2 separate regions of the Homo sapiens genome follow, and region 2 is linked to region 1. A link is a loop called in an ENCODE intact Hi-C map of the cell type or tissue named here. Cell type or tissue: mammary epithelial cell. All regions are shown on one strand. Each heading gives the region's core, and the rest is flanking DNA. Links, peaks and the distances in the headings are about the cores only. Region 1 holds the start of GZMH (granzyme H). Region 2 has its middle 31 kb from the start of GZMB.

Region 1 (15,688 bases), core at 3,013-11,012:
TGCAAAAATCCTCAATAAAATACTGGCAAACCAAATCCAGCAGCACATCAAAAAGCTTCTCCATCACGATCAAGTTGGCTTCATTCCTGGGATGCAAGGCTGGTTCAATATATGTAAATCAATAAACCTAATCCATCATGTAAACAGAACCAATGACAAAAACCACATGATTATCTCAATAGATGCAGAAAAGGCCTTCGATAAAATTCAACAACCCTTCACGCTAAAATCTCTCAATGAACTAGGTATTGATGATACATATCTCAAAATCATAAGAGCTATTTATAACAAACCTATAGCCAATATCATACTGAATGGGCAAAAGCTGGAAGCATTCCCTTTGAAAACTGGCACAAGACACAGATGCCCTCTCTCACCACTCCTATTCAACACAGTATTGGAAGTTCTAGCCAGGGCAATCAGGCAAGATAAAGAAATAAAGCATATTCAAATATGAAGAAAGGAAGTCAAATTGTCTGTTTGCAGATGACATGATTGTATATTTAGAAAACCCCATCATCTCAGCCCAAAAACTCCTTAAGCTGATCAACTTTAGCAAAGTTTCAGGATACAAAATAAATGTGCAAAAATCACAAGCATTCCTGTACACCAACAGTAGTCAAGCCAAGAGTCAAATCATGAGTGAACTCCTATTCACAATTGCTACAAAGAAAATAAAATACCTAGGAATACAACTTACAAAGGATGTGAAGGACCTCTTCAAGGAGAACTACAAACCATTGCTCAAGGAAATAAGAGAGGACACAAACAAATGGAATAAAATTCCATGCTCATAGATAGGAAAAATCAATATCATGAAAATGGCCATAGTACCCGAAGTAATTTATAGATTCAATGCTATTCCCATCAAGCTACCAACAAGACACCAGGAAAGTCAATGGTAGACTTTCCTCACAGAACTAGAAAAAACTACTTTAAATTTCATATAGAACCAAAACAGAGCCCATATAGCCAAGACAATCCTAAGCAAAAAGAACAAAGCTGGAGGCATCACGCTACCTGACTTCAAACTATACTACAAGGCTACAGTAGCCAAAACAGCATGGTACTGGTAGCAAAACAGATCAAAACAGATACATAGACTAATGGAACAGAACAGAGGCCTCAGAAATAACACCACACATCTACAACCATCTGACAAACCTGACAAAAACAAGAAATGGGAAAGGATCCCCTATTTAATAAATAGTGCTAGGAAAACTGGCTAGTCATATGCAGAAAACTGAAACTGGACCCCCCTTCCTTACACCTTATACAAAAATTAATTCAAGATGGGTTAAAGACTTAAACATAAAACCTAAAAGCATTAAAACCCTAGAAGAAAACCTAGGCAATACCATTCAGGACATAGGCATGGGCAAAGACTTTATGACTAAAACACCAAAAGCAATGGCAATAAAACCCAAATTTGACAAATGGGATCTAATTAAACTAAAGCGCTCCTGCACAGCAAAAGAAACTATCATCAGAGTGAACAGACAACCTACAGAATGGGAGAAAAATTTTGCAATCCATCCATCTGACAAAGGGCTAATATCCAGAATCTACACAGAACTTAAACAAATTTACAAGAAAAAAACAACCCCATCAAAAATGAGCAAAGGATGTGAACAGACACTTCCCAAAAGAAGACATTTATGCAGCTAATGAAAATGTGAAAAAAAAACTCATCATCACTGGTCATTAGAGAAATGCAAATCAAAACCAAATGGGATACCATCTCACACCAGTTAAAATGGTGATCATTAAAAAGTCAGAAAACAACAGATGCTGATGAGGATGAGGAGAAATAGGAATGCTTTTACACTGTTGGTGGGAGTGTAAATTAGGTCAACCATTGTGGAAGACAGTGTGGTGACTCCTCAAGGATCTAGAACAAGAAATACCATTTGACCCAGCAATCCCATTACTGGGTATAGACCCAAAGGATTAGAAATCATTCTACTATAAAGATACATGTACATGTATGTTTATTGCAGCAGTATTTACAATAGCAAAGACTTGGAACCAACCCAAATGCCCATCAATGATAGACTGGATAAAGAAAATGTGGCACATATACACCATGGAATACTATGCAACCATAAAAGAGAATGAGTTCATGTCCTTTGCAGGGACATGGATGAAGCTGGAAACCATCATTCTCAGCAAACTAACACAGGAACAGAAAACCAAACACCACATGTTCTCACTCGTAAGTGGGAGTTAAACAATGAGAACACATGGACACAAGGAGGGGAACATTACACACTGGGGCCTATTGGGGGGTGGGGGGCAAGAGGAGGGAGAGCATTAGGACAAATACCTAATGCATGCAGGGCTTAAAACCTAGATGATGGGTTGATAGGTGTGGCAAACCACCATGGCACATGTATACCTATGCAACAAACCTGCACGTTCAGCACATGTATCCCAGAACTTAAAGTAAAATAAAAAAACTAGAACAATTATAACAATATATTCTAATAAACGTTATGTAAATCTGGTTTCTCTCTTAAAATATCTTACTGTTTTCAGAGCACTGTTGACCATGGGTAACCAAAACTGCAGAAATTGAAACTGCAGATAAAGGAAGACTATTGTACAAGGATATCAGAAATGTGTCCTAGACAGAAATGTGAGGATACTATTTGGCTCCCTGGCATCAGTTTTTAGTTCACATGGAATTAGTAATTCACTAAAGAGATTGTCTTCCTGGAAAACTAACCCTCCTTCCATTCATAGTATATAAAGTTTAGACAAAGCAGATCTCAGTCTATCCAAAAGCTATGCCCAAGGCTTATACCAATCAAAGTAGCTTCAACTCTTCTCTGACGAATCCTTCATGCACCTAACGCAATGTGGCAGATTGTACTTTCTGTAATGACTGCCACTGCACATCTCCCATCCCAGCAGCTCTCCTTACATGACTTCAACACTCCTCTCACTGAGAGGCAAAGTCTATGTCCCTTTCTTTTAAATCTGGGTGGGGGCTTTAGATTGCTCCAAGCAATGGAATGTTGTAGAATGGATACCATATGACTTCAAAGTCTAGGTAACAAAAAGGACACAGCTTCTGCCTGGCTCACTTTTTGGGAGGATGATCACTCTGGGAAACCCAGCCACCAAGTGGTGAGAAACAATACCATGCAGTGAAGCAACATAGGGAGGCCGCCATGAAGAAGACATGAAGCTCCCAGCAACTACTGCTGAACCTGTGAGTGAGTGAACCTTCAAATGATTCCAGCCTCCAGGCTTCAAGTTGCCCCTGCTGACATGGAGGGGAGCAGTGACAAGCTATCAACACCAACCCTGATCCAAATTGCAGGCTCGTGGGCAAGGTAAATATTGTTATTGTTTTAAATGACTAAAATCTTTAGTGCTGAAGCACACCTTCTTCTGCATTTCTCCACATCATTCTTTCCATTCCTCTAAGCATGGCCTTCACCATCCTTATCTAATCACTAGTGTTTTTGTGTCCTCCAACAGAGCCAAGGAATCTCATCTCCAGTATCTGTGAGTCTCACACAGAAAAGGACCCCATAAGAGCTGTAGAAAAATCTTTGACCCTCTTTTTTTCCAGATTCCATGGAATTTAGTGGTGTAGTGGTTAATATCAGATGCTCTGGAATCAAGCTATGATGCTCAAACCCTGGCTACTCCCTCCTCACAGTGTGAGATTGAGCAAGTTACTTAACTTCTCTTGATCACAACTTTTTCATGTAAAAATAGAGATAGTATCAATACCTACCTTGCATAATTTCTGGGATAATTCTATGATAGGAAGAACATAAAGTACTTAAAAACATAAGGACTCAGTAAATTCTAGTTGTTGTTATGATATAGAGTATTTTCTCATTTATTCAGCAAACTAATTAGCCACATACTCTTTCTAAGGTACATTTTAAGTTTTTTTCTTGCACTTGTCACTGTGTTTCATTTCAATCAACTTTAACATAATCAAGCCACAGATTTTTTGGCCATTATTTTATCTTCAGTTGTTTATTGATTGTTTAGTTAGGCAGGCCAGTTAGAAATGTGATGAGCTCTGATATCCCCGAGCTTACAGGCACCAGCTCTCCTCAAAATATTAGAGAAAATGTATCCCAGCTCACATGTTTTGCACATCTGTGTTCTTCTGACCCTATGACTCAGCCCTGACTGCCATTAGACCCCCTGATCTGACCCCAAATGACAAACTATATACATAATCTCTCCCTGGCACCTATACTCAGCATGTGGAGTGAGCCAGCTTAGCCAGTATCATCCAGCACATCACACACAGCTCCTGGGGCCCCAGACCGGTTACCTTAGGATATTCTTTCCATCAGCCAGCCACTAGGTGAGTGGACCGGAAACAAAAGCACTAAAGCTAAGGTGGCTGTACAAATTCTGAATCAGATGAGTGCGGAAACATCACTAACACAACAAACACATAATAAGTACTGTCAATAATAGAAACTGTAAATTTAAAAAAGAAATAGAAAAGAAACACAAAACATGACTTCTTTTTAACTTTCCTTCACAGCCAATGAGTCAAGTCTTCTTCCATCATCAGAGGAGGTGAAGATGCAGAAGAGAGCGGCCACACTTGAAGAGTGAATGAGAGCAGCAGGAGCCCCAGGGGAGGGACCTTGCCTCTTCAGAAGACTGAAGCAGTGACAAGCGAAAAGAAGAAACCTTAGTAAACTGATTAAAGAGAGTTCACCTCCTCCATAAGACACAGGCCAGACCTGGATAATAAGGAGGGTCATAGATAGCCCTGGAAATAGATGTTATTTTCCTTGCAATACATCACTTTGGCCCACTGTGCCTTGGGCTGCCCCTCGAGTGCCCAGGCACCCAAGCACCTCTGAGCTTTTCTCTCAGGACGTTCTCTGGAGCTATAAAAATTTGTTCTGTCCAAGAGCAGTCTTAGCCCTCAAGTGAGAAAGAATTAATGCTCCTAGAGACAAATTTCAACCACCTGGAAACAGGAATTACCAGGCAAATGACCCAGCCTCCTGAATTTTGGAAAGACAATGCTGACATCCATTCTTTATGGATTCTCAAAGAGTCCCCAGCAGGATTCAGCTCCAGATACCCACAGCAATAGGTAGCTCAGTAATGCACTCATGGTTAGCTCTCCTTATTTTCCCTGTTTCATTCTTCCTACTTCCTCGCTCCAGTCTCTTGGAATTATCTCAGAAAAAAAATTAATTACCTCTAACTAAATCCTTGTCTCGGCCTGTTTGTTGAACAAAAGACTCAAACTAAAATCCAACTGTATTGGGTTGAATAGTGTCCCCCCAAAGTTTATGTTCACCCACCACCTATGAATGTGACAGCATTTGGAAGCAGGGTTTTGCAGATGTAACTAAGTTAGAATAAGTTCATACTTGATTAAGAGGGACCCTAATCAAATGACTGGCATCACTTTAAAACAGGTAAATGTGGACACAGACACACAGGGAAGATCACCCAGCAACAGATACAGAGATTGGAGCAATGCATCTACAAGCCGAGGCAGTGGCAAGGATTGCTGATACCCCTAGAAGCTAGGAGAAGCATGGGACAGACTTTGCCAGACACTTCCAGAAAGAACCAACTCTGCTGATACCTTGATTTCAGGCTTCTGGCCTCCAGAACAGTGAAAGAATCAATTTCTGTTGCCTGCTGCCAGCAGTTTGTAATACTTTGTTATAACAGCACTAAGAAATTAATACCCCAGAGTGTCTTAGTCAGGGTCCAAGAAGACAGAAACCACTCCAAATATTTGCAAACAAAAGGAGTTTATTCCAGGGAACTGATTACATGACAGGAGCCAAAGAGGGTAAAATGAATCAACCGAGAGATTAGCAATAGCAGGAAGCCACTACCACACCTAGCTGGAGGCATGGAGGGAGCAAGCAGTGTTGCCAGGACCCTGATCACCTGGCAGAATATGAAACCATATCTAGCCTGCCAGGTGAGAGCTGGAGCCAGGAGGAGAGCAGAGGAGTCATCCTGAAACAGTCCGCAAGCTAAGAAGAAAGAGTGGGAAGGAAAAAGACCCTAATTCTTCAGCACCACCCATTGGCTTGGTCCAAGAAGACAGAGCTGTCAGACAGAGAAATCTGTGTGATGTAGACTGTGTCACAGAGAAGAGCAGCAGGAAGATGAGGGCTGGATCTGAAAGCTACCTGGGCAAGGATCCAAACCAACAACTCCACTCCAACCCCATGAGACTCAAAGGAGGAGAGTTTAAGCTTTTGCTGTTTTTTAAATAAATTACTAGGATCCATAATAATACCAGTAAAAGGTGAGATCTGAAGGATGAGAGACACTATGAAGAAACAGTGTGAGACAGTAATAATGCACTGATGATCATGGCAGTACAAAAAATGGGAAGTCCTTCATGAGTCAGGTTTCTTTAAACCCACATGCAACTCCCACTTAGATGGACACAACAGTATGTGAAGACTCATACTGTGTTCTTTTGTTCCAAGAACCACCACGGGAACACACCAGGAAAACCAAAGGAATTCACACACCCTTTGAAAGAAGCAGGACACTGCTGCAAATTTTGCAAAACAGGTGAAAAACTGTAAGTTCCCAAAGTGTGAGAGGGAAAAAACCTGCCTCTGAACACACATCCCCACTGGGGAATCTGAAAATCCAGATCAAGGGAGAATTTAACCTTACCTTGAACTGAAACAAATGTAGGCAGTCACACAAAATATAAAAGTAGAAGTATCAGTATCAGAAGACTGCAAGGCACTTCCAATCTTCAGCTTGAGCCCAGGGAAGCCATTCCTGACTATATCTCACAGGATCTCTCAGGGAAGGCAGCCAGTGGAATTGGGGAGGGGTCACCAGGTGAAGGAAGCTTCCAACTGAAATTGGTAGTGGTTTCAATTGGACACAAACTTTCTTTAGTGGAGTCTAGGGGACGAGTGGGAGCTTTGGCAATATGAGCACATGAACTCAGAAGCAAAGAAGCCACTCCCGTTGGAGTGGGCAGATGGGGAGGGGTGATATCTGAAATCCATGCTTGCTTTCTCAGTGGGAAAGTTCACAGCCTTGGGCAAGATCTGAGTGGGGCACTTTGGGAGTGAGACTGGCCTTGCCAACTGTGTGGGAGCTGGGTGAGACCTCTCGCTACCAGCTTTCCGCCACTTCCCTGGTGAATTATATGACACAACAGAGGTAGCCAAGATCCCCTCTGGAAAATAACCCCATTGGCCTAAGAACCACCCCCACATCCCGCACAGTGGCCACAGCAAACCCCACCCAAGGAGACTCTGAGCCCAGACCCACCTAACCCTGCCCCAACATGATGGTATTTCTTTACTCACCCTGGTAACCAAACACAAAAGATAGAAACTCTTGGGAGCTTTCAGGCCCCACCCATCATCTGAGAAACCAAAATACTCACCCTGGCCAACTTAGGGCAAACCTAGATCCCTCTACTACCAATGCAGCTGGTGCTCTCTTGAAAGCACCACTTCTTGGCTGGAGGCCAAACAACACAGGCCATTACAGCAACTCATGACAGAATAACCCTGAACCCAGGAAGGAGAAGATAACACCTAATTCCAATGCCTGCAACATCCTGGCTAAACAGAGGTCCTGAGTGTGTCCACATGAAAACTTCACTGCTAGCATAACCAGCATTCAAGAAACCCAGCACACTACACATATCTACAACCAAGGACTCTCACAGAGTCTACTTCACTCCCCTTCCACCTCCACCAGAGCAGGTAATGGTATCCATGGCTGGGAGACCTGAAGAGAGATCACATCACAGGACTCTTTGCAGACATTCCCCAGCACCAGCTGGAACCTGGTAGCGCCACTGGGAGGCTAGACCCAGAAAAGCAGTAACAGCCAATGCAGTCCAGTGGTCAGAAAGTCCCATCCCTAGGGGAAGGGGGAGAGCACCACATCAAAGGATCACCCCATGGGATAATAGAATCTGAACAGCAGGACTTGAGTTCCAGACCTTTCCACTGAAATAGTCTACCCAAATGATAAGGAACTAGAAAGGTAATTCTGGTAATATGATAAAACAGAGTTCTATATCACCTCCAAAAGATCACACTAGCTCCCCAGCAATGGATCCAAACCAAGAAGAAATCTCTGAATTGCCAGATAAACAATCCAGAAGATCATTAAGCTACTCAAGGAGATACCAGAGAAAGGTGAAAAAACAACTTTAAAAATTAAAAAATATATATATACATAAATATAGGATATGGGTGAAAAATTCCCCAGAGAAATAGATATCATAAAGAAAAAATAATCACAACTTCTGGAAATGAAAGCCATGCTTAGAGAAATACAAAATCCACTGGAAAGTTTCAACACTAGACTAGAACAAGCGGAAGAAAAAACTTCAGAGCGCAAAGACAATGCTTTCAAATTAACCCAATCAAACAAAGACTAAGAAAAAATAATTTTTAAAAAATGAACAAAGCCTCCAAGAAATGTGGGATTATGTTAAACAGTCAAACCTAAGAATAATTGGTGTTCCTGAGGAAGAAGAGAAATCTAAAAGCTTGAAAACCTTATTTGAGGAAATAATTGAAGAAAACTCCCCTGTCCTTGCTAGATACCTAGACATCCAAATACAAGAAGCTCAAAGAACACCTGGAAAATTCATCACAAAAAAGTCTATCACCTAAAGTCCTATCCCAGTTCTGTTAAAGTAATAGCAGGAATAGCACCTTATAAATACCTAGAAAAATAGTAGAAGGAAACATGCTTAAGCATTAATAATGATCTCCGGTGGTAGAATTTTTGGTAAGTTTAATTTTATCATTTACATGTTCCTACTTAACTATACATATATATTTATATATATTCATATACATAAATATACAAACATATGTATATATACACATTTTTGTTTATGGACAGCCTATGACTGTGAGCCAAGGGACATCAGAGACATGGCTCTCTGGAAACTGAGAGAATACTTAGTGGACAGTTTTTTGTTTGTTTGTTTGTTTGTTTTTGAGATGGAGTCTCGCTCTGTCACCCAGGCTGGAGTGCAGTGGCGCGATCTCAGCTCACTGCAAGCTCCACCTGGGTTGACGCCATTCTCCTGCCTCCGCCTCCCAAGTAGCTGGAACTACAGGAGCCCGCCACCACGCCCGGCTAATTTTTTGTATTTTTAGTAGAGATGGGGTTTCACCATGTTAACCAGGATGGTCTCGATCTCCTGACCTCGTGATCCACCCGTCTTGGCCTCCCAAAGTGCTAGGATTACAGGCATGAGCCACCGCGCCCGGCCTTAGTGAACAATTATTATCAGGATGATCAGCATCCATTTTTCCATCACCTGGCAACAACAACTAGCATTTCTCAAGGGAAATCCCCTCCTCATTCATAAGCACCATAGATGGAGTGGAACAGTCCCCACCTCAGCTTAAGGAGGGCTAAATAACCAAAGCATAAAGCAATCAGTCCACTACACTTCAGTGGACCCAATGATGACTCATTTTGGTTCAATAAATATCAAGTCCAGAACTTTTGTGCAGAACTGTGGAATAAAAAAAGTTATCTTTGTCACAGAATATTTATATTTAAAGAGGGGATTCTAAATATCCCAAAAATATGAATCTGAGATAGTGGTAAGATAGGAATGGGTTGCCATTTGCAGTATTTGTTGGGTGTGTGCAACTCTGCATACTGCTAAGGCAAGTCCAGCCTCCGTCTCACACCAACAGGCAGATTTCCCCACCACGGCCCTTACCATCTTGTGCTCTAACCCCAGATTTTCAGTCTACTCTTGCTAACCATCAATTCTTCAAGGGCAAGAGCCATGTCTCTCATATCCCTGGATCTGGCTTGCTAAATAATTATTCATGATTTTATCTGAGTAGAAAAAGAGCCAAGAACTGAGAAAAGGAGACATTCTTGGTTCTCAGTCACTGAGGAGCTTCTGCAGTACCAGCCTTTCTGCTAGCTGCAGCCACAGCTTCAACAGCTCCACCTCCTTGTTCTTTATTCTTGCTTTCACCTTGTTACTCAGCAGCAGGGGTGTAAATGTGACAGTGCCATGTCAACTTAAACCAAACCAGATAATTTTAATAAACCACCTTCTATAATGACACCCATCAAAACCAGAAGGGGACAAGTCTAGGAGGTCTCTGAGTTTACTGTACCCATCCCTCCTTCATCTCCCTCCAGCATTTGTTTCTGGAAGGAGTCAACACCAACAGCTCTGACCTGGGCAGCCTTCCTGAGAAAATGCAGCCATTCCTCCTCCTGTTGGCCTTTCTTCTGACCCCTGGGGCTGGGACAGGTAAGTGACTATCCCTATTCCAGAGGCCTGAACCCATCTTATAAGATACCCTGTACCCATGAGCACTGGTCAGGAATTTTCCTCAATCTGAGCCCACCTCCCATTCCACACCCAGACTTATAAATCTGAGGCTAGATAGACACTCAGCAAAGATCGAAAAATGAAGGGTGTTCCCTAAAAGGTTTAATGGGTGTTAGCCTCTCCCTAGACCTCTCCTTTATGACCTGGAGTGTGGATTGTTCTTAGAAAGGCATTTGGTAGGGAATGTGAAGCTAAAAAAGATAAGTAATTATTACTCTACACTCCAACCCAGGAAAGAGGAGCTCAGACACCAAGTTGCAGTCATAGGAGTTGTTACTGGACTCAGCTTAAGAACCACTTATTCAGTGCCCCCACCCAGTCACCCCTGCCAGGAGGGAAGCCCATGGTGCAACTGATCTCAGAGATGGCAAGATGACTGTGTCCATAGCTCTCCCATTACCTTGGCTCCACCTGGGCTTTGCGATTCATTTTTAGTTGATTTCTCCACTTCCTTCTGCCTTTGCAGGCCCTCAGCTACTCCACTGACCTGGTGATAACCCCCTCTAACATCCCTGAGGTCCTGAATCCCACCAGCACTACCCCCACTAAACCTCAGCCAAAGGCTAATTGGAGGCTATTCATTTATGCACCAAACAACACTTACTGAGAACCTAGAATGTGTTCAGCCCTGGCACATGAGAATTTTAGAAAATCCAACTCCAGAAGCTCATGGGTAGATCATTAGAAAATGGCACCAATCAGGAGGACAGCAGAGGCTCAGAGGAATCAGAGAGACTCACTAAAAAGGAGGAGCCTGGGAAGTCCTGTCCAGGATCCTCTGGGGCTCTACCACTGTGAAAATAGATCTTTCTTCCTCCATGTGTGTTTCTGCAGTAGGATGCAGAAGTCAAGCACTGTCCATTCTTTCTGAGAGAAGGTTCTGAGACTTAAAGTTCAGAAAAGCTTGCTCTGCCTGCAAGGAGTACTGCCTGCAGAGCTCAGGAGGACCCCTCCCTCACTGTCTGCAGCACACAAAACACTTCACCCTCAATCACTGTCGTCCTAAGCCTTCTCTCCTGACTGCAGCCATCCCCAGCTACTTTATCTTCCAGTCTTTCCTTTCAGAGGAGATCATCGGGGGCCATGAGGCCAAGCCCCACTCCCGCCCCTACATGGCCTTTGTTCAGTTTCTGCAAGAGAAGAGTCGGAAGAGGTGTGGCGGCATCCTAGTGAGAAAGGACTTTGTGCTGACAGCTGCTCACTGCCAGGGAAGGTAAGGAGCAGCACCAGCTCACCTCCTGAGTTCCCCCTACAGGGACCCTTGTTTTCTCCTGGGGACTGCAGCCCAGGGGAGCTTCCAGAGTTCCTGGTAACACAAGCCCATGAAAGCTCATCGGAGCAGCCACCTGGGAATAGGACTAAGATGATGAAAGGCTGAGAAATAGGACAGGGTCAGAGGGTCAGAGGGTCAGAGGTCAGAGCAAGTGGCATGGTTTCACACACTGGCCCAATAAGGCAGTAGTAAAGGTTGAATCCATGCATTAAGGATCAAAATGCAAACTCGAGCAATTTCATGATATTTCCTGAAGGCAAGAGAGAGCCCCCAGAAGCCCTACTCTTCATGTCTTTGTGAAGTAGAGGGCACAGTCACTCAGCCCTGGAGCCCTCCTGTCCCTTCAACTTCCCCTCAGCTGCAGCCCTACCCTGCCACAGCTGTCATCTGCTCTTCACTGCTCCTGGGCTCTATCCCCTGTGACTCCACCCCCATCCTCACTCTGCTCTCTGTGCAGCTCCATAAATGTCACCTTGGGGGCCCACAATATCAAGGAACAGGAGCGGACCCAGCAGTTTATCCCTGTGAAAAGACCCATCCCCCATCCAGCCTATAATCCTAAGAACTTCTCCAACGACATCATGCTACTGCAGGTGAGGCACACTCCTGCCACTCTTGCTCTTCTTGGTCCAGTTGGTTCCACTCCCACTGGGATGCCGGCCCTTTCCTCCTTTCCATCCTGACCTCTTGGTCAGTTCCTGTGCCTTAGAGGAGAGGGAAGATTGTGCAGCCCCATCACTGTGTCGGGGCCCAGAAGGCCATTGCCTGACCTGGACTTTCTTGCTTCTTCCCCACCAGCTGGAGAGAAAGGCCAAGTGGACCACAGCTGTGCGGCCTCTCAGGCTACCTAGCAGCAAGGCCCAGGTGAAGCCAGGGCAGCTGTGCAGTGTGGCTGGCTGGGGTTATGTCTCAATGAGCACTTTAGCAACCACACTGCAGGAAGTGTTGCTGACAGTGCAGAAGGACTGCCAGTGTGAACGTCTCTTCCATGGCAATTACAGCAGAGCCACTGAGATTTGTGTGGGGGATCCAAAGAAGACACAGACCGGTTTCAAGGTTGGGTTTCCAGCCTCTACCCAGAAAGACCACAGGGAGAGAGGAACTTGAGGGAGTTCTGGGGTATGACAGTGGCCAGATCTTTATGCTCTCAGCCCAGAGCTTGGGCAGCCTGTGTCCCCCTGGAATCTAGTCTTTAGTCCACTCCTTGGGTGGACTGGGGTGGCTGGAGGGGAAGGATCTGTCATCCGACAGTCACTTATCACCAAAGTGTCCGTGAGAATTGCAGAGAAAGGCTTGGTCTGGGGAGAGCCAGAAAGCACAGCCAGGGCCATGCTGGAGACCCAGGACTGAGGGAGGTGAGTGACAAGGCCTGCCTGGCACTGATGTCACACAAAATCCATAACAGAGACCACCCATCCCAGGGAACACTAGCTCAGTCTTTCCTCTCTCTGTTCACAGGGGGACTCCGGGGGGCCCCTCGTGTGTAAGGACGTAGCCCAAGGTATTCTCTCCTATGGAAACAAAAAAGGGACACCTCCAGGAGTCTACATCAAGGTCTCACACTTCCTGCCCTGGATAAAGAGAACAATGAAGCGCCTCTAACAGCAGGCATGAGACTAACCTTCCTCTGGGCCTGACCATCTCTGGGACAGAGGCAAGAATCCCCAAGGGGTGGGCAGTCGGGGTTGCAGGACTGTAATAAATGGATCTCTGGTGTAAATATGACTGAAGTCTTATTTATTCACTGAACCATCTTCAATATGCAACAACACTGCTCCAGGCAGCCGTCTGCTGTCAGTTCTGGCTTTTGCTTCTTCCTTTCTCCCCCAGCCCTCCCTCCTCCCTAAACCCCATGCTGTACAGTTTTTTCACTAATTTCTCAATCACATGTCTTTGATACTGAACCCTCTGTTAGAGCTGGTTTGAACTCCATTATAAACAAACAATCTTCACCCCTCTCCCTTCACAAAAAAAAATAAACCTCTCTGGACGTTAGGAATTTCTTATCGTCTCTAAACCAACTACCTACTCCCCTAACAACGTAGCAGAGAATGGAGCAGGGCAGTGGAAAGGAAATAACTCCAGGGACTCAGAAGGCCAGGGGCCATGCCATGAGTACTCAGTTTCCTATTTTCAGGGCCTGTCCCTCCAATGGGGGCAGGCTTCTCCCACAGCCAGGTCTGCCTGCAGCTTAGGAGGTTGAGATGCTCCTCTGCACCTAGGTCCCTCTTCCCTGCCCTGGGCCCAGCCCTGAGCTCAGTCAACCTTCTTCCTTCCTGGCCGGCCTTCCCAGCTCCCAAGAGTTTTTCACCCAAGTGCCCTGGCTACCAGTTTCTTTCCCTTCTAGATCACCCTGTTCTGAAGCCAGCCTCTCTCTCATGTCCCTAACAGAGTTCCCAGCTCTGTGTGAATTCTTCTCTACTGCTTGTCCCAGCCAGACCTCGGCTGCCAGCCCACCTGATGCTGATCAGAGGAGCCAGCTCTCACCTTCCACCTGGGCAGGGCTAGCTGAGGCCCTCAGTCCAGTGCAGCTTTCCCCAGGGTCTCAGGCATCACCTTCTGGGGAGCCACCCAGCAGCCTCAACATCTTTCAGCCTAGCCTGGCTTCAGACCCAGACTCCCCCTGTTGGCAATCTGGGGTTATGGCAGCTGTGCACCAGAGGGCTCCAGGGCCACTGGGCTGGAAGTAACACTATGCCAGTTATCAATAGACTAATACTTGCTGATCTCTCTCTTTGTGCCAGGCATATAATAGGCCCTGTCCCTGCTTTTGGAAATTTTACAATGATAAAAAGTTTCATCTCAATTCTCCTGGTTCCTCTGCTTCTACCAGGCAGGTCAGTTTGGCACAAACGGATCTGTATTTATAATCTACAAGAAATCTTGTTTTAAAAATAATTAAATTATCTATATTCTACCTGTAGTGTTCATTACAGCCTCACATGCATGATCTGGCTTGATTCCAGAAGGACAGTGTGTGAAATTAGAAGAGACTTGGAGATTCTCAGGTCCTAAAGTTTTTAATCTATGCTCAGTGGAGTCTGTGTCCAGAGGTGTGGAAGTGTATTAGTCTGTTCTCACATTGCTAATAAGAACTTACCTGAGATTGGGTAATTTATAAAGGAAAGAGGTTTAGTTGACTCACAATTCCACATGGCTGGAGAGGCCTCACAATCATGGCGGAAGGTGAATTAAAAGCAAAGTCATGTCTTACATGGCGGCAGGCAAGAGAACTTGTGCAGGGAACTCCCCTTTATAAAACCATCAGATCTCGTGAGACTTATTCACTATCACGAGAACAGCACAGGAAAAACTGGCCCCCCCGATTCAATAACTTCCCACTGGGTCCCTCCCACGACATGTGAGGATTATTACAATTCAAGGTGAAATTTGGGTGCGGACACGGAGCCAAATTATATCAGGAAGGAAGGAAGAAGACAACCAGAGCAGCCTTGGCTTTGTTTATTCTGCATATAGAAGACATTAACCTCAGTCCACAAACTTAAGAAATGCTACAGTTCAAGTGTGAGACAGTTAATATAATAGTGACCCCGTTGACTTTATTTAGGATCCTGATCTCTCAAATAGTACTGCTAATGAGTTAAATGTGACAGAACACTGTAAACTCACAATAGCTGGCAAACACTGAAACAAATGGGACCAACACTGAAAAAAGTAGAAACTTCACTGAAAAGAATAACAAATAAATCACACGCATACAGGGAAAAAATCCAGCACATTGAAAAATAAGAGGAAAAACAAATAGACTTATTTTTCACATAAGGCTGTCATGATGTCTATCTCCCAAGCCTTTCCCTGGGAAGCAGTACTGGCAGCAGCACAGGTGAGAGAGGAGTCAATATATGCAGAGATAAGCAAGTGACCAGCAGCACACGTAAGAGTCAGGGGGCCATCACATAGAAGAAGCACAAAGACCCCAAAAAACCAGCCAAGTAGAGCTCTATGGAGTCCCAGGGTGTAAGCCAAAGACAGCGGCAGAGTGACCAAAGATTTCTGCCACCAGGGCCAAAGGACCCTAGTAAGAGAGTGCCTGGTGGGTCAGT
Region 2 (15,688 bases), core at 3,667-11,666, 52 kb before region 1:
ACTGAAAAAATAATGCCAAAATACTAACCATGGTTAGTGGTGTGTTTATAGAAGATTTTTATTTTACTCTTTTTACTTTTTTACGTGTTGAGTCCAATTTGTAAATTTCCAAAATAAACATTTAGTTTATGTGTGTTTAAAGAAAACAATAAAAGTTGTTTTGTTTTGCTTTTTAAAAAAGGATAAGAGGTAAATGACATGGGACTTTTAAATTTACTTATACTCTAGATTTTAAAAAATAAAAAAGGCAGCTTGCAAAAATTTTGTACCACATAATAAATAAAAATTTTAAATGAAGAGTTAAAAATAAAGGGGAAGTAAGGGTGCTAATATAAATGAAGCCAGGATTAAGGTTGGTATCCAAGAATGCATTGCCTCAAACTTCAGTTATGTTTCTAAAATGAGCTATAAATTTGCCTCTTCCTAATGTCACAAGACTAGACATGAGCAGATAGGGAGAGGGAGGTTCAATATCATTAGACATTAGGGAAACAGGAATCAGAACCACAATGAGATACCATTTCATACCTACTAGGATAGCTAAAATAAAAATTAATGTTTTAAAGGAAAGCAAGTGTTGGCAAGAATGTGGAGAAATTAGAATCCTTGTACGTTGCTGCAGGAATATAAAAGGTAGAATGTAAATGTAAAATGATGAAGAGTTTGACAGTTGCTCAACATTAGCAGCACTATACACAATAGCTAAAAAGTGGGTAATATCTATCAACTGATGAATAGATAATAAAATGTGATATATCTATACAGTAGAATATTATTCAGCCTTAAAAAGGAATGAAGTACTGATTCATGCTACAACATGGGTGAACCTTGAAGACATTACATTGAGTTAAAGAAGACAAACACAAAGGGTTGCATATTACATGACTCCATTTATATTAAATATCTAGAACAGATAAATCCATAGATATACATTGTGTTTTTCGGGGGCTGGGGGAAATGGAGGAATGGAGTGTGATTGTTTCATGGGTATGGAAGTTTCCTTTTGGGGTGATGAAAATGTCTTGAGATAATGATTTCAAAACAGTATGAATGTACTAAATGCTACTGAACTGTGCACTTTAAAATGGTTAATTTTATGTCATGTAGATTTTACTTCAATTTTCTAAAAGTAGGAGTAGTTTATGAAAGTTAAACCCAAGAATACTGAGGTGTTCCAGAAGGTTCCATTTGGAAAGGGAGAGGAAATAATTAGCCCAGTTTTGTACCTTGAGTTTGATATGTCCATGGAGAATCCAACTGAAGGTGCCAGAAGTCAATTAGGATTATCAATCTGGAGCTAGGGAGAGAATTCTGGACTGGACCTCTATATTTGAGAATCATCAGGTGGATAATGGAAACTCAATCTACACATGTGGGTGTGGGTTCTCCTCAGAGTTTCCTAACACAAATGAAGTGGAGTATAGGCCCCAGTGGAGAAACCCTGTCATTTTTCCAGGAAAAATTTCCGTGTCGATGTGGACTTTACATTCATTCATTGTTTTTAATTAAAGTGGAGTATGGCATGTAAATTTTTCACCTTCCAGAAAAGCCTTTGCTGTAATATGGTTGGATTCATTTGATATGACAGAATAGTATTTAAAAGACCTGACCTATGATTTGCACATTACTGGAACAATCAACCACAGTCACCTCTTCTTCAACTTTCATTTCTGTGTGCCTGAAGTGTGAAGAAGGGTCCTCCCTCACCTTTCCTGGCATTCGATCCCAGGTGTTTGTGGTGAGCCTATTGGAGAGCCCACCCATGACTGATGTGTCACAAGAAGGGATGTGATGCCATGGCTGAGGTAATACCAGGTCATACTTTTTTCCAAATCTTTTCTAATGTTTGACTCAGAACAGATTTCAGTGTGCAATACTTAAAGTAGCATTTTTTTTAAAATATAGTAAGCCTTGACAACTGTTTAATCTGGATGATGAGTGCATGGGTATTATGGCACTATTTTCTCCATGTTTTAAATGTTGAAATATTTATAATTTTTAATAGAATCTTTAACATTATGATGACTTATATTCCACACAAGTTTATTAAGCATCAATTTTGTTCCAGGTACTAAGTTAGGTGGTTTCATACATGACTAGTGCCTGCAGAATAAACCAGTTTGATGATGGTTTCCTATTCTAAATAACAGGCTACACTTAGGTTACCATAAAGAATGTTCCGGAGTATGAAGATGGTTAACATCCATTGGGTCAATAAGAAGTGAAGATAAAATTTGACATGGATAAGAAGATTTGAAATAATCTCAGAAGATAAATCGAAAATTAAAGACAGCCCTCTTTAAAAAAATAAAATAATTAAGGGGGACATAAGAGTTGTTCCACTATTTCTAAATGGCTGGCATGTGCAGGGGAAATTATAGGGTTAAAATCTGCGAACTAGGTCAGCTTTATGTATTTGGCTCACAATGAAGATGTAAAGTTCACCAGCATTTACCTGGGTAAAACCACACCATTAAATTGGTTTATGGTTGGTACCTACCATGTGCCAAGCTCTGGGCATGGTATTTCACATACCTTATCTCATTTAATCATTTTAGCAGTCCTGTGTGCTGACATTTTTTAATGTATGTGGAAACAGCTCAAGAGTTCAAATAACTTGGTCTTAAGTCACAAAGTTAGTAAACGGTCAAGCTAATATTCAAACTTGAGTAAATCTGTTGCCAAACCTATGTCTTGCCAAAAGAACATGCTTCATGGGAATAGATTGCTCTGGAATTCATGTCTTTTAACTTTCTTTATGGTTTCTTTTAGTGTGCAGATCTTTTTCACTTAAATGTTAATATATTAACATTTTCTTTTGTGGTCTGTGCTTTTTGTGTTTAGTTAAGGAAACTTCTCTACCCTGAAGTCATAGGATACTCTATCTACACCCTAAAGTCATAGGATATTCTATCTTTTCTTTTAAACTTATAAACATTTGTTTCTTACATTCAGGTCTATAACTGTCTTTAACTTCTATTTGGTAATGGTGTAAATTAAAGGTGTAACTTAATTTTTCCCCCACATGAATAATGAATCATCCAGCACCACTGATCAGGCTCCATTTTTTTCCCTATTAGTTCCTCATGCTTTGTAGTATATTGAGTTCATAGATGAGGAGGTCAATTTCTGAACTTTCTACTTTCTTCTACTAGTTTTTTTTTTAATTTCTGTATAAATGCTGCATTGTCCTAATAACTGTAGTCTTGTAACAAATATTCGTATTTAGTAAGGTAAGCTCCCATATTTTTCTACTCTAATTTTTTTCTGGGTTATTCTAGGCCTTTTGGTTTTCTAGTCAAATTTTAAAAACAACATAATTTCCTTGAAAACCCCTATTGGGCTTTTGATGAGAATGGTATCACATGTCAATTAATTTTGGGAGAATCGACATCTTTAAAAATGTTGAGTCTTCTCATCCAGAGATTAAGTATGTTTCCCTGTTTACTTTTCTTTTTTAAAAATAACTTTCTCCATAAAAGCCTCAGGTACCTATTACTTATTTTTAGATACCTTAGAGACTTTGTTTCTACTGTAAATAAAATTCTTTTTAAAATTATATGTCATAATTTTTGTAAGTGTCTAGAACTTAATTGATGCTGATAATTATCTTGTATCTAGCAACCCTGTTGAACTTTTTATTAGTTTGTAGATTCTGTTAGGTTGTTCAGTTATCTTTTCACAAATAAGCATTGCATTTGTATAAAATATGGCACTCAAACTTATCAACATACATGTGTAAAGTCTAAAATTACAAAATTTGAAATATAACACATCTTTTATTTTCTATAAATTGATGTAATTTTGACTCAAGCATGCCATGCATTTGAGCTGGCAAGGAATTTAACTTTAGTTAGCCATTCTTGAGACTTACTTCAACCTAAGGACAAGTAATAGTTCCAGGGTCTTAACACCAAGGCTGACGGGCTGGCAAGTTCTCTCCCTGGTCACATGCCATCAATCCAGGAGGTTTACTGATAACACGTTTGTTCTCTCTGAGCAGAGTCTCCTACCATTCTGTGACTCTCTGCAGTGTTCACACCCATTAGGATGACAGGAATTTCAATGGAAGCTAATAGCCCTAAGCCCAGTGCTCCATTTTTTCTGCCACTTCCATGAAATCTGGCTCTTATCTGTCTCTGCCTCCAAAGAGCTTGAGAAAGTCTCAGAGGTCTCAGAATGCACAGCCTTCACCCAACCCCCAGGCAAGGGATATCTTTTTCTAGGCTAAGGAAAACCCCTCCCCACCTCCTGAATCTTCAAGTCACATTGCTTTCCCCCTCAAACTTTATCCTTCCTTTTTCCTTTCCCAATAGTCTTTCACAAACTTCCAAACCCAGAATCTAGGATTAATTTTTCAAACCCTAACAAAGTTTGGGGAGAAGTATTTCTTTCCATCTTTCTAGTTCAGGAGTTTCTAGTTTCTTCCTTCTCTCAAAGGAAGAAAAATGAAACATTTACATTTCCAAATTTAACATGTCTTAATCATCAATGTATCCTGCTGGCTACATAAAATGGTGCTCAAATCTTAAAGATACTCATACTCTACAAGGAACTCAATCATCCATCATTTCTGAGAATTACTATCACATAACCTCCATGAAGAAATTTTGAGCTGATTTGACAACATTTTTGTATGCTTACCTCTTCTAAGTTTTTTTCTTCTTCACTATTACTTATTTTAATTTTTTGCCTTTAATTGAAAAATGTTGATATTCATAACAGAATAACTTTGTCAACATGCCCATTTCTGTAGTCCTGCTTGTATTCACACTACTTTCTGGGAATAAAAACTCTACTGTGCTGTGAATTAGCTTCTGCTGTACTGCAGAGAATCTTCCACAGTCTACTTGCTGAGCAATCGGCATGCCTCAGAAGCTTTTGCAGAGACTTCCAATAGCTTGCCTTGTATCTAAATGTTCCTGCAAACTGCCGATATTTTATGTATCTTTAATTACTGTGGTGCAGTACTGCTTTTGGAGGGTTCTTGAAGTCAGGTGTGCTCTGCCCTAAGCTTTCAGAGATGATCCAGCTTTCTTCTGCCAAGGGCTTCTCTTTTTTGCATTTCAGGGTTGTTCCCTGGGAGCCCTTCACAAGTTTCCACTTCCACTGCTACTTTCTAATGCTTCTGGCTGTTTTTCATCTTGATTCCTTTCCCTCTGTTTTCTTTCCTTATTCTTCTTTCTCCTTTTTCTCTCTTCTTCTTGCCTCTTTGATTTTTTTTTTATTTTAAGCTAAGAGCATTTGGCATTTATTGTTATCTTCCCTTAGTAAGAAGGCTTCTTTCCATGAGATCAGAGAATTGTCACATTTTATTAAGACAATGTATGGGCCCTATGGTCTTTGAAATGAGCTTATCCCTCTCACTTCCAGATGCATGATGTTTCCAGACCCACATCTCCACATGAATGAATATCACTGAACATTCTGTAGAGAAGGTGACATCCTCTAGAAACCATAACAGAGTAGTGAATTCAATAGAGTGCTTCACCAGAGTATCACCATCACCAGCTATTCCATGAGCAGAAAACTTAGATTGTAAACAAGACATTGTGATGGAGATAAAAGAAGAAAGCCAACTAATAAAGGAGAGAGAAAGAGGGAGAGAGAAGCCCTCAATCTTATCATGTCATAATCATAAGATGACTCCTCCTTCTCTAGGCAGTGTTCAAGTTCCAAGCAGGATAAGAAAGGAACAAACGTATGTTTATTGCAGCACTATTCACAATAGCAAAGACTTGGAACCAACCCAGATGTCCAACAATGATAGACTGGATTAAGAAAATGTGGCACATATACACCATGGAATACTATGCAGCCATAAAAAATGATGAGTTCATGTCCTTTGTAGGGACATGGATGAAATTGGAAATCATCATACTCAGTAAACTATCGCAAGAACAAAAAACCAAACACCGCATATTCTCACTCATAGGTGGGAATTGAACAATGAGAACACATGGACACAGGAAGGGGAACATCACATTCTGGGGACTGTTGTGGGGTGGGGAGAGGGGGGAGGGATAGCACTGGGAGATGTACCTAATGCTAGATGATGAGTTAGTGGGTGCAGCGCACCAGCATGTCACATGTATACATATGTAACTAACCTGCACATTGTGCACATGTACCCTAAAACTTAAAGTATAATAATAAAAAAAAAGAAAAAAAAAAAGAAAGGAACAAAAGACTGAAGAGAAGATACCCTTTAAAAAAAATCTCTCCTGAGACCCTGCTTGTTGACTTTCATTAGCTAGAACTGTATCACTTGTAAATTCTTACATGCAAAGGAGTCTGGGAGACTTGAATATTTTTAGCTGGGTACATTACCACTGGATAAAAATTTGAGTTCTTTAATAAGTAAGAGGAGATGGGTATTGGGCAGGCAACAGGGCATTTGTGTCAGCCACAAATAATATCCCCATTTTAAAAGTAAAACCACTGAATCTTACAGCCTTCTCCACAAACATGAACCATGAAAATCTTGAGGATGATTGGAGGGATCTTAATAAAACTCATCTCCCAGGGCAGACAGGTTTGGACTCTGTAATGAAACTATGTACTTCAGATTGGCAGCCCAGATATAAGGGGCCCTGGCTATAGCTTGCAGCTATAAGAGACATTTGGATGTGGTTGATTAGTCACCACGGAGGGGACCCATGCAACCAGACCTGTGATAGTGCACAGGAAAAAAATTGGCCCACCCTATCTCACCATGTCTTCATGTCAGTGCAGCTGAAGGGTTAGTGGGAAAAGCCACAAGCCTATGTTTCTTCTTCATTGTAGTGTCCAAAACACCTATGGTCTTACGGAATCTTCCCCAGCCAGTGACAGGAAACTCATTCTGAAACCACCAGATGTTTTTTTAATCGGACTAGGGGTGGGGCAGAGGTCTCTTTGGGCTCCCTGCCTGGGCAGAGTTGATGACTGTGTAAATTAGACTGTGGCAGGAGCACTCTCCCCTGGAATCTCAGGAAGCAGGGCCATGCAGGGGCGAGTCTCCATGATCCTCAGACTCTACCTCCTTGGCACTTTCTCTTTCAGTCCTTGATCTGATATTTCCCCTTCCTGACCTAGCCTAGCTGGGGCCCAGGTGTGCTATAAAACTTTCTCTCTCAGACTTTTCCCTCTCAATTTAACTCAGAAATCTTCTCAAGAATACTCCTGATGCAAGAAAATCACAAGACCACTCCCCACCATCACCACCCTTAGGAGGTGCAGGTGATCTGACCTTATCTGTATATCAGGAGGCCTCTAAGGGGACCAGGGAACAGTCGCTATGCAGATGGTGCAGGGAAGTTTCAAGGGGGCTTGGAATTCACCATCACACACGGGATACATTGTTATACCAAAAGGAAGTTTAACTTTGATAAAGATTTTCTGTGTAGTAGTTAAGTCTGCACACTCTACAGCCATACTGCCTAGAACTCAATCCTGGTTCCACCATTGCCTAAATACACAAACTTGGCTTAACCTGGCTATCCATCCCTTGGTTTCAACTATAAAACAGTCACAATATTAGCATAGCCTCCCAGGACTCTCATAGGTGAAGTGAATTTATATAAATCACTTAAAATATTACTAAATGCAGAATAGATGCTCAATAAATATCTGCTGGTTATTATCCCATGCCTCTTATTCATGCACTCCCACGTACTCCACACACAGTCACACACACACAGTCTCAATTTAGGTGTGAGATGAAAGTTAGGGTTAGGGGAAATGGAAAAGGGGGAAATAAAAAGATTCAGATGAGCCAGAGTAAGTTAACTTAGAAAAAAAAACCATAAAAGAAAGGTCATTTTTTATTTCTTTAGGTCACATTCCGGGTGAAATTGTTGTTGTCTTCTTTTTTTCTCCTTCTCTTTTCTTGCTTAACCCTGAGAACATATCAAGATTCTTTTAGGTGGACTATCTCTGATTAATGCTTATTCATTTTCTATTGTTGTGTAACAAACTACCACAAATTCATCAGCCTACTATAACACCTAATATCTCATAGTTCTGTAGGCCAAAAGTCTGGGCAGGCTCAACTGAGCTCTCTGCCCAGATCCCAGAGAGCCAAAATCAAGGTGTCAGCCAGGCTGAGCTCGCATCTGAAGGCTCTGCGGAAGAATGAGCTTCCAAACTCATTCGGGTTGTTGACAGGATTTCATCCCTTGCAGTTGTAGGACTGCAGGCCCATTTTCTTGCTGCCCTCGGTAGAGAGCAGCTCTCAGCTCCTAGAGGCTGCTCTCAGTCCTCAGCACAGGAACCCCAGGATCTTCAAGCCAGCAGGAGTACCTCAAATCCTTCTCAAATTTGGAACCTCTATGTATGACTTTCTCTGCTGCAACAAGCTGTGAACATGCTCTGATTTTGAAGGGCTCATATGATTAGATTGGACCCACCCAGACAACCCCCATTTTGCTGTACAATCTAACATAATCATCCTAGCCACAGATTCCAGCCTACTTACAGGTTCCAACCACACTCAGAGGGTAGGGATTATAGAAGGGTGAGGATCACTGGGGGTCATTTTAGGATTCTGCCTGCCACAAATGCCATGAAGTTCAAGAGTTATAATTGAGAAAAATGGGCAGGAGGCAGTTCAGGGTCAGTTGAAGAGCTCAGTTTGGGATCTCTCCCTCCTAGGACATTAGACCTTCTCTGGATCAGGTTCAAGATTACCTCAAAGGCTTAGACGCTAAGGGAGTGAACACTAATCCAATCAGAAGGCACAGAGGCCTTGGTAGAAACAAGAGCAGGTGGACCTGTGGGTGGCCAATGGTCACCTAGATTTGACCTGGGAGGTCAGGGGAGACCAGGATTTAGGGACCACAAGTCATCAGTGGAAAGTCAGGACATTCAGTGGACCCTGTAAGAAAAAGAGTATTTTCTTCTCATGGGTTCCTCCAAGAAATATGAAGACTGGTTCAGCTTCCAGTGATAAGGAAAAGTCTAGGCTAGCAGGAGGCAAAGAAGAGGAACTTAATAATGAGGGGGAAGACTGGGCTAGTGATCTGAGAAACTGTCAAGCGATTATTAAAGCTTAGGTCTTATCCTCCAGTTGGAGGGACCCAAGGGAAGGATGGGTTCTCTTTTCCTTGAGAGCAGAACTAAAAGACAACAGTCCTTAGACACCTGACAGGGTGATCATTCACACTGGAGACATCAGCTGATTTATATATTTATTATGACAAATTCAACAACAGATTTTAGCAAAGTGCCCTTTTCTAACTCAGTCAGTATACTGTGATAATTTTCTGGTAGATAGAAGTAAACAATCTCAGAAAAAAGGTGCCTTTTCCTAATTTGTATAATGGCACCATGCAGGCCAGCAGAGGCCCCGTGGCCATCCTGCCCATGGAAACCTCTTGGACTGGAGCTCCACTTGTGTATGACAACTATCTGCCCCACCCCACCTCAACATTACGTCTGTAGTAACTGCCTCTCATAAACTGTGCCCTCTGCAGAAAGCATAACATTAGAATGAGGATCTCCAGTCTGCAGCAGGAGACCACAAAGGAATAGAAGGTCTGTTTCACCCTAGCAGCCACCACAGATGCGACTAGACCCAATCAGAGCCACCACAGAGCAGACCTCCCCGAATTCTCAACAAAGTTGGCCTGGGTTCCCTATCAACTTCCTATCCACAGAAGCTGCCAAAGTGAGGCCAGCCCCCCTTGGGTGACTTCAACGAATAGAATGTCAGGAAACTAGAGAAGGGGGTGTAAGGAAGTGAGGCTAACTTCCCAGAACAGTCTCTTTAACTGCATTCCCTTTTACCCTTCAGCGTGACTATTTTGTGCTATATTTGCTGCCACACTTTCTCTTTTCCTGTAGAAAAACTTTCTATGTAATGTGCTTCTTATATAAACACAGTGATACCTATATTCCTCCATTCGGCTGTCATCCTCTACAGGCTTGAAGTTGGTGGAAAATAGCATCTAGACTTCTATTTAAAGCTCCCAGCCTGGGTCATTAATAACTGTCTCTTATATGAAAGTACTGGTGTGCCCCGGGTATCCAATATGCCAACTTTTAACAATACAGGGAGATGTTTTCCTCTTCAACCACAGTCTCTGGTAACAATGGTTCAAATGCAAATCAAAAAGACCTCAGATTAAAACAACAGGTACAAGATTAAGGATTCACTCATAAGTGGCATTCGAGCATAGCAGTTACAAGCATGGACTCCGCAGCCACACCACTGGATTTGAAAGCCAGCTCTGCCTCTAGCTCTGAGACACTGTGCCAGATATTTACACACCTCTGCCCTGGTTTCCTCACAATGGTACCCACTCGAGAGCTTGTTTTAAGAATTAAAAGGGTTAATACACATAAAGCACTTTGAAAAAAGCCAGGCCCCTACTAACACCTGATAAATGTTAGCTATGTTATCATTTACTATTTTGTCTTTTATTCTTATAAAGACTTTCTGGACTTTTACTCATTTGGGGAATAATTTAAAAAGTCAAGATATAAAATAAAGTTTTTTTTTTCTTCATTAGTTAGTACCCCACCCTGGGTTTCTGATCTCTCCACAGACAGACAGGCTGTCCATCTCTCAGTCTGGAGGTTAAGTCGCTTGGGTTTCCCCTCTCTAGATTCTGCCCACTGTCTGTACACTGGCTGCCCTAGCTGAAAATATGTCTTCCTGACCTCTTTGCAGGATTAGGGCATGCCCTTTAGTGCTGCATCTGAGAGTCCTGTCCCCTTTGAGAGGGGTTTGTAGTGAAATGGTCCTAAGCCCTTCTCTTTCCAGGAACCCCATAATGCCTCAGCCTTACAGGCATAGACCCAGAAACAAACAGCTTCTACCATCCGGAACATTTATGGGCTCAGAATCCAAAGGTTAAATGGCATACCTCCTGCCTTTAAAATGTTTATAGTCTAAAGGAGATGTACTATCTGCCAGTAAGTTAGGACAATGCAGTCCTAAGTCATCATAAGTTGTATAATGAAGTTAGAAAGACATGGAAGTATAGTGGAAACCCCTCCTAAACATCATGGGCATGAAGGGAGGCTCCTAGAGGTGGTAGTGTTCAAACAGAGGTCAGACCAAAGGGAGACACACTCAAGGCACTCTGAGTGTGCCAAACCGCCCATGAAAATGCAGCTTGGAGAGTCAAAACTGGGCATTTCCTGATAACCCCAAGTAATTCTGTATTATTCTGTTACCAAATGGAAGGGTTAGTGATTTGGACAAGACTGAGCTGGTTGAGGCCCTCCCAAACCCCACCCACACTCTCACTTTTGGCATTTAAGAAACTTAGGTTTTATCTGATATGAAATTTGAAAATATCAAACAGCTTTTGGAAAATAAGTCTCATTAACCGGATTTTAAAATGAAAATCTCATTCTGGCAACTCTGTGAAGCAACTCTATGATACCAATTTTCATCAGGTAAATCATTATAAATATTATTTCCCAATCCAGACTTGTTTTTGCACTTTATGATACCTTTGGTTGAACAGTAGATTTACAATTTCAAAGACTTCAATTTATCGATTTCTGCCAATTACCTTTGAATTCCACATATTGATGGAAAAGAGAAGAAATTAATTTTGAGCATAATTTATCATTATTTCTCAGAACACTCCAGAAACTCTACATATGTGATCCTCAAGATGATTTCTTTGACAGGCAAGAGAACACTTTTCATCTTCAGCTGTATGTTTGCATTACTGGCAGTCTTTCCTGACCCCTATATAATATCCAATTAGCCTATCATACTCTCTGATAATTTTTTTCCTTCAGATTACTTGCCACCATTTATAATCATATAAGTAAGTTCTCTTTGGTTAATTATGTCTCACTCCTCAAGATTAGAAACTAAATCTGTTAGTGTTCACCATTTGATTCCCAGTGCTTTGACAGTAACACTTACAGGGCGAGTACTTAATACATCTTTTTTAAATGAAAGCATTTCCCAGACTTGAGACATTCTGTCTTCATCTGTATTATGCAAAACCCTTTGCTAGGGACTGATTCTCCAATGTTGCTATAATTTGGCTATCCCCTATATCAGCTCACAGCAACAGAAAGATTCATAATTTGCAAGAAATAGCATCTCCAGCTTTGATCGAAGGCCCACCATGAACTCTTTATGAGGTTCCAGCTGTGGCTACAGTGACTATAAAAAATCAACGGCTCTTTCTACACAGCGAACCCTAGAAGGGTGATTTGTGGTTACAGCAGTTAATTGCAAGTTTGTGGTTATTGAGTAATCACAGTACGTTCACAGCCCTAACTCATTCCCTCAATATTTTTCATCTTTCTATGACATTTCTTCAAGGTATTATCTTGTTTTTATCAAATTTAGGGCACTGAAAATGTTGCCAAGGTTTTTTATCATGACTAACTCAGGCCACGTTGGAAGGTCTACCATCCATCTGAAAGCCATAGCACAGAGGGTTTTCACACATGGATTCCACCCACCAAGCTCCTGGTGTCTGCCTGTTGCAGGTTTCCCCAAGTGTATCATTTGTGCCCTCCTCCCTTTCATCTGGTCAGAGTTCAGGTTGGAAGCAAGATGCCAGAGGCAAACGTTGAGGTGAAGCATCAGGCATGTAGTGTGCAATCGTTTTATAATAAAGAAACTTTTTTTTTTTTTGAAATGGAGTCTCACTCCGTCACCCGGACTGCAGTGCAGTGGCACGATCTCCACTCACTACAACCTCCGGCTCCCGGGTTCAAGCAGCTCTCTGCCTCAGCCTCCTCAGTAGCTGAGATTACAGGCACCTTCCATCATGCCCAGCTAATTTTTTTTGCATTTTTAGTAGACAGGGTTTCACCATCTTGGCCAGGTTGGTCTTGAACTCCTGACCACGATCCACCTGCCTCAGCCTCCAAAAGTGCTGAGATTATAGGTGTGAGCCACCGTTCCCGGCTAAGAAATCTTTATAATAAAGAAAAAACTGGCATGGAAATTACATAAAATAAAGACAGTTAGTGGAATTCCTAAAGATGAAAATCTATTCTTTATATAAAAAGGCAACACTGAAGATAAACAATTAGTCTTCATTTTAGAATGTCATGTTCCTAGAAAGGAGCCTTAATGATGGAAGGTAGAGATATGCAGGAAGGGGCCTGAACATCACTCAATTTAAAAACAACCATTAAAACGTAGACAAAGGGGATGAGATCAAATGTCAGAAATCAAATAATCTGTGGAGAGACATAAAAAGTTGCATGGATTTGCTGCATAAACTTAGAAAAATGCAAAAATTCACTTGCAGATAATTAATTCATTCTAAGTTTCCTCCAAGCCTGATTCACTGGAGATCTCAAGAAGCTACTGGAAAGTCACTCTTTTATTCTATCACTCATCCTTCAACAGTCTTCTGAGTATCTACTAAGTAACTTACAAACTATCGGTTTCTCACTACCTCTCTCCTTATGACTCCATACTCATCCCATGCCTTAACATCCACATCTTGTGTATTTTGCATCATTTCCTAACATCTGCATCATTCCCTGACAACATAAAAGCTCTCCATTGTCCTCAAGACTGTCATTGAGCACGCCATAGTGGACATTCAATTATTCCTTGGCTGTTGTTGCCATCACTGTCTGGTTGGATAATCACATAACTGCAATACAAGAATAATGAAGTATATGGAAGTGTGAAAGAAAAGACAGTCTCTTTTGAGACCAGCAGTTTCTTCTGGAGGACTGAGCCACAGCTCTTCCTTTGTCACTAAATTATTTGCCAATATAGACATCTCATTTTCCCAATGATGTGCTTTGCCTGTAGAAGGCATGTATGAGTTCGTTCTCACATTACCATGAAGAAATACCCGAGACTGGGTAATTTATAAAGAAAAGAAGTTTAATTGACTCACAGTTCTGCATGGCTGGGGAGGCCTCAGGAAACTTACAATGGACACAGAGCCAAACCATATCAAAGCACAAGACAGTCTTCCTTCCCTCACTTGGGCTGAGAATCTCAGAATGTTCTTTATAAGGCTGCAATGCTGGCTTTACTCTACCAATGGGAAGTATTTAGGTGAAATTCCTGGTCAGTCTCCCAGAAACATATTGTAAAAGGGAAAAAGAAAAGACCCTCTTATCACATACCTTAGTTAAACAGAGGGGAGAAATATTTAAAGAGTTCCAGGAGATAAAAGACTTTTTGTTTTTCTTTTAGAAATAGGGTCTTGCTATGTTGTGCAGTGGTTATTCACAGGCATGATCATAGTACACTACAGCCTCAAACACCCAGGCTCAAGCAATCCTCCCGTCTCAGCTTCTTGAATAGCTGGTACTATAGGACACACCACCTCACTCAGCTGAGAAAAACAAAATTAATGGCATGATGTCCAAGGAAATTATCTTGTTTTAATTTATGAGAAGATTCTGTCTTACCTTTTAACTTCCAGCCTGAGACAAAGGAAGAAGTATCAAAAATTGTACTTTCCCACTTTGTCCTATCCGGACTCCTATAAAAGCAGAGCCTGAAGCAAGGATAAAAATGATAACAATTTGTTTGGGAGGTACAAATCCAGGGCAATGATAGTGAGGAAAAAGAATGAGTCAAGTAAAGATGCCATGCAGTTTGGTGTGTTATAGTACCATAGCTGCCCACTACTTCACAACAAGCTGCTAAGAGACAAGGCAAGTTGCTTAGCAAGCTCGGACATTCAGCATGTGGGACTTACTTCTCTAGAACAATCTCAAGGAGTGTCACAGGAAAGAATAGCATTCAGTGTCTGAAACAAAAAGCTAAGTTTATTGCTCGCTAGGCAAGGGAGAACAATATTTGTAAAGTAGTGCCTCTGAACCAAGAAAGAACTGATCTTATACGGGATTCGGGAAATGTGAAATCTAGAAATTAGTGTTCTCTCAGAAGTGGGCTTTAGAGGATTTTCCACTATGTAAGTATGGACACTGGAATGACGTTGTAGCTGATTGGTTCAGCTACATCTCTCCTCTCAGCTGTCACTCAGGAAGCCAGGTTTCATGCCTTATAGTATGCTGTTTCATCCAAGTCCAAACATGAAGTAGCAACCTGGTATAGATGGAGCACCAACTGAGAGGAAGAAAAAAGGAAAGAAATAGTACTGCTTGTTTAGTCATGGAACATTAAGTTAGCAGATGACTTAGAGAGCCTGGTCCTGGACCGTGAAGACTAAGGCACAAACCTTTCTTGATGAGGGGACCAAAGTGGGGTTTATCCACAGGGAATAATATCCCAGAATTACTAGGAATCTCAGTTCCTCTTCTTTCTCAGTTTTCCTTCAAAAACGAATGGAACTCTTGGCCCCAAACTACTATCCCCACACTGCCCTCCATAAACGTCTGATTCTGATTTTACCTAAAACGTGAAGAAGCCAAAGCCTTTTCACTGTGCAACTCATGAGAGACCATTACAATGATCCCTCTTGTCAGGGATTTACCACACCTGGACCCACTACATAACAGTAATTTGCAGGTTTGCCCTATCAGGGAAGGGGTGGAGCTTGGTTTCCGTGCCCTGGTGATCTCCCCTGAACAAGAGAACCCCAGGCCTCCAAACACGGGAACACATGTCAGAGTAGGGCATCTGGTCCAGGGAGCTGTGACTAAAGGTAGAAAAAGACCTGCTAGCGCTGCGAACTCTCCCCATCTCTGATCTAGCTCTGCTTCTCTCTTCAGTCTATTCACATCCTCTCTCTTCAATCTCGAAAGATTTCCCTAACAGCATTCCACTGGGGACCACTTC

What was found. A loop is a pair of places that touch in the nucleus more often than their neighbours do. Peaks named below come from ENCODE experiments on the same cell type or tissue, not always from the same donor. Only the 100,000 strongest peaks of a DNase experiment are listed, where the experiment ranks them.
Region 2: it touches region 1 in a loop (2.0-fold over the local background); 20 of 110 quality-filtered maps call a loop at or near these places.

The regions. Positions count from the first base shown.
Region 1 is chr14:24,604,141-24,619,828 of GRCh38, reverse strand. GZMH (granzyme H) reads left to right here and starts at 10,144. Exons shown (of 5, transcript NM_033423.5): 1 at 10,144-10,270; 2 at 11,417-11,564; 3 at 12,082-12,217; 4 at 12,423-12,680; 5 at 13,083-13,349. The coding sequence starts at 10,216. The coding sequence ends at 13,226. RefSeq lists an enhancer at 13,563-14,062. In mammary epithelial cell, for the core only: no CTCF peak of the experiment used is centred there; DNase peaks (open chromatin) are centred at 5,868, 6,418 and 7,378; H3K27ac peaks cover 3,052 bases.
Region 2 is chr14:24,656,853-24,672,540 of GRCh38, reverse strand. No RefSeq gene overlaps it. Among named protein-coding and RNA genes, the nearest start is that of GZMB, 31 kb to the right of the region's middle. In mammary epithelial cell, for the core only: no CTCF peak of the experiment used is centred there; DNase peaks (open chromatin) are centred at 6,770 and 8,010; H3K27ac peaks cover 1,862 bases.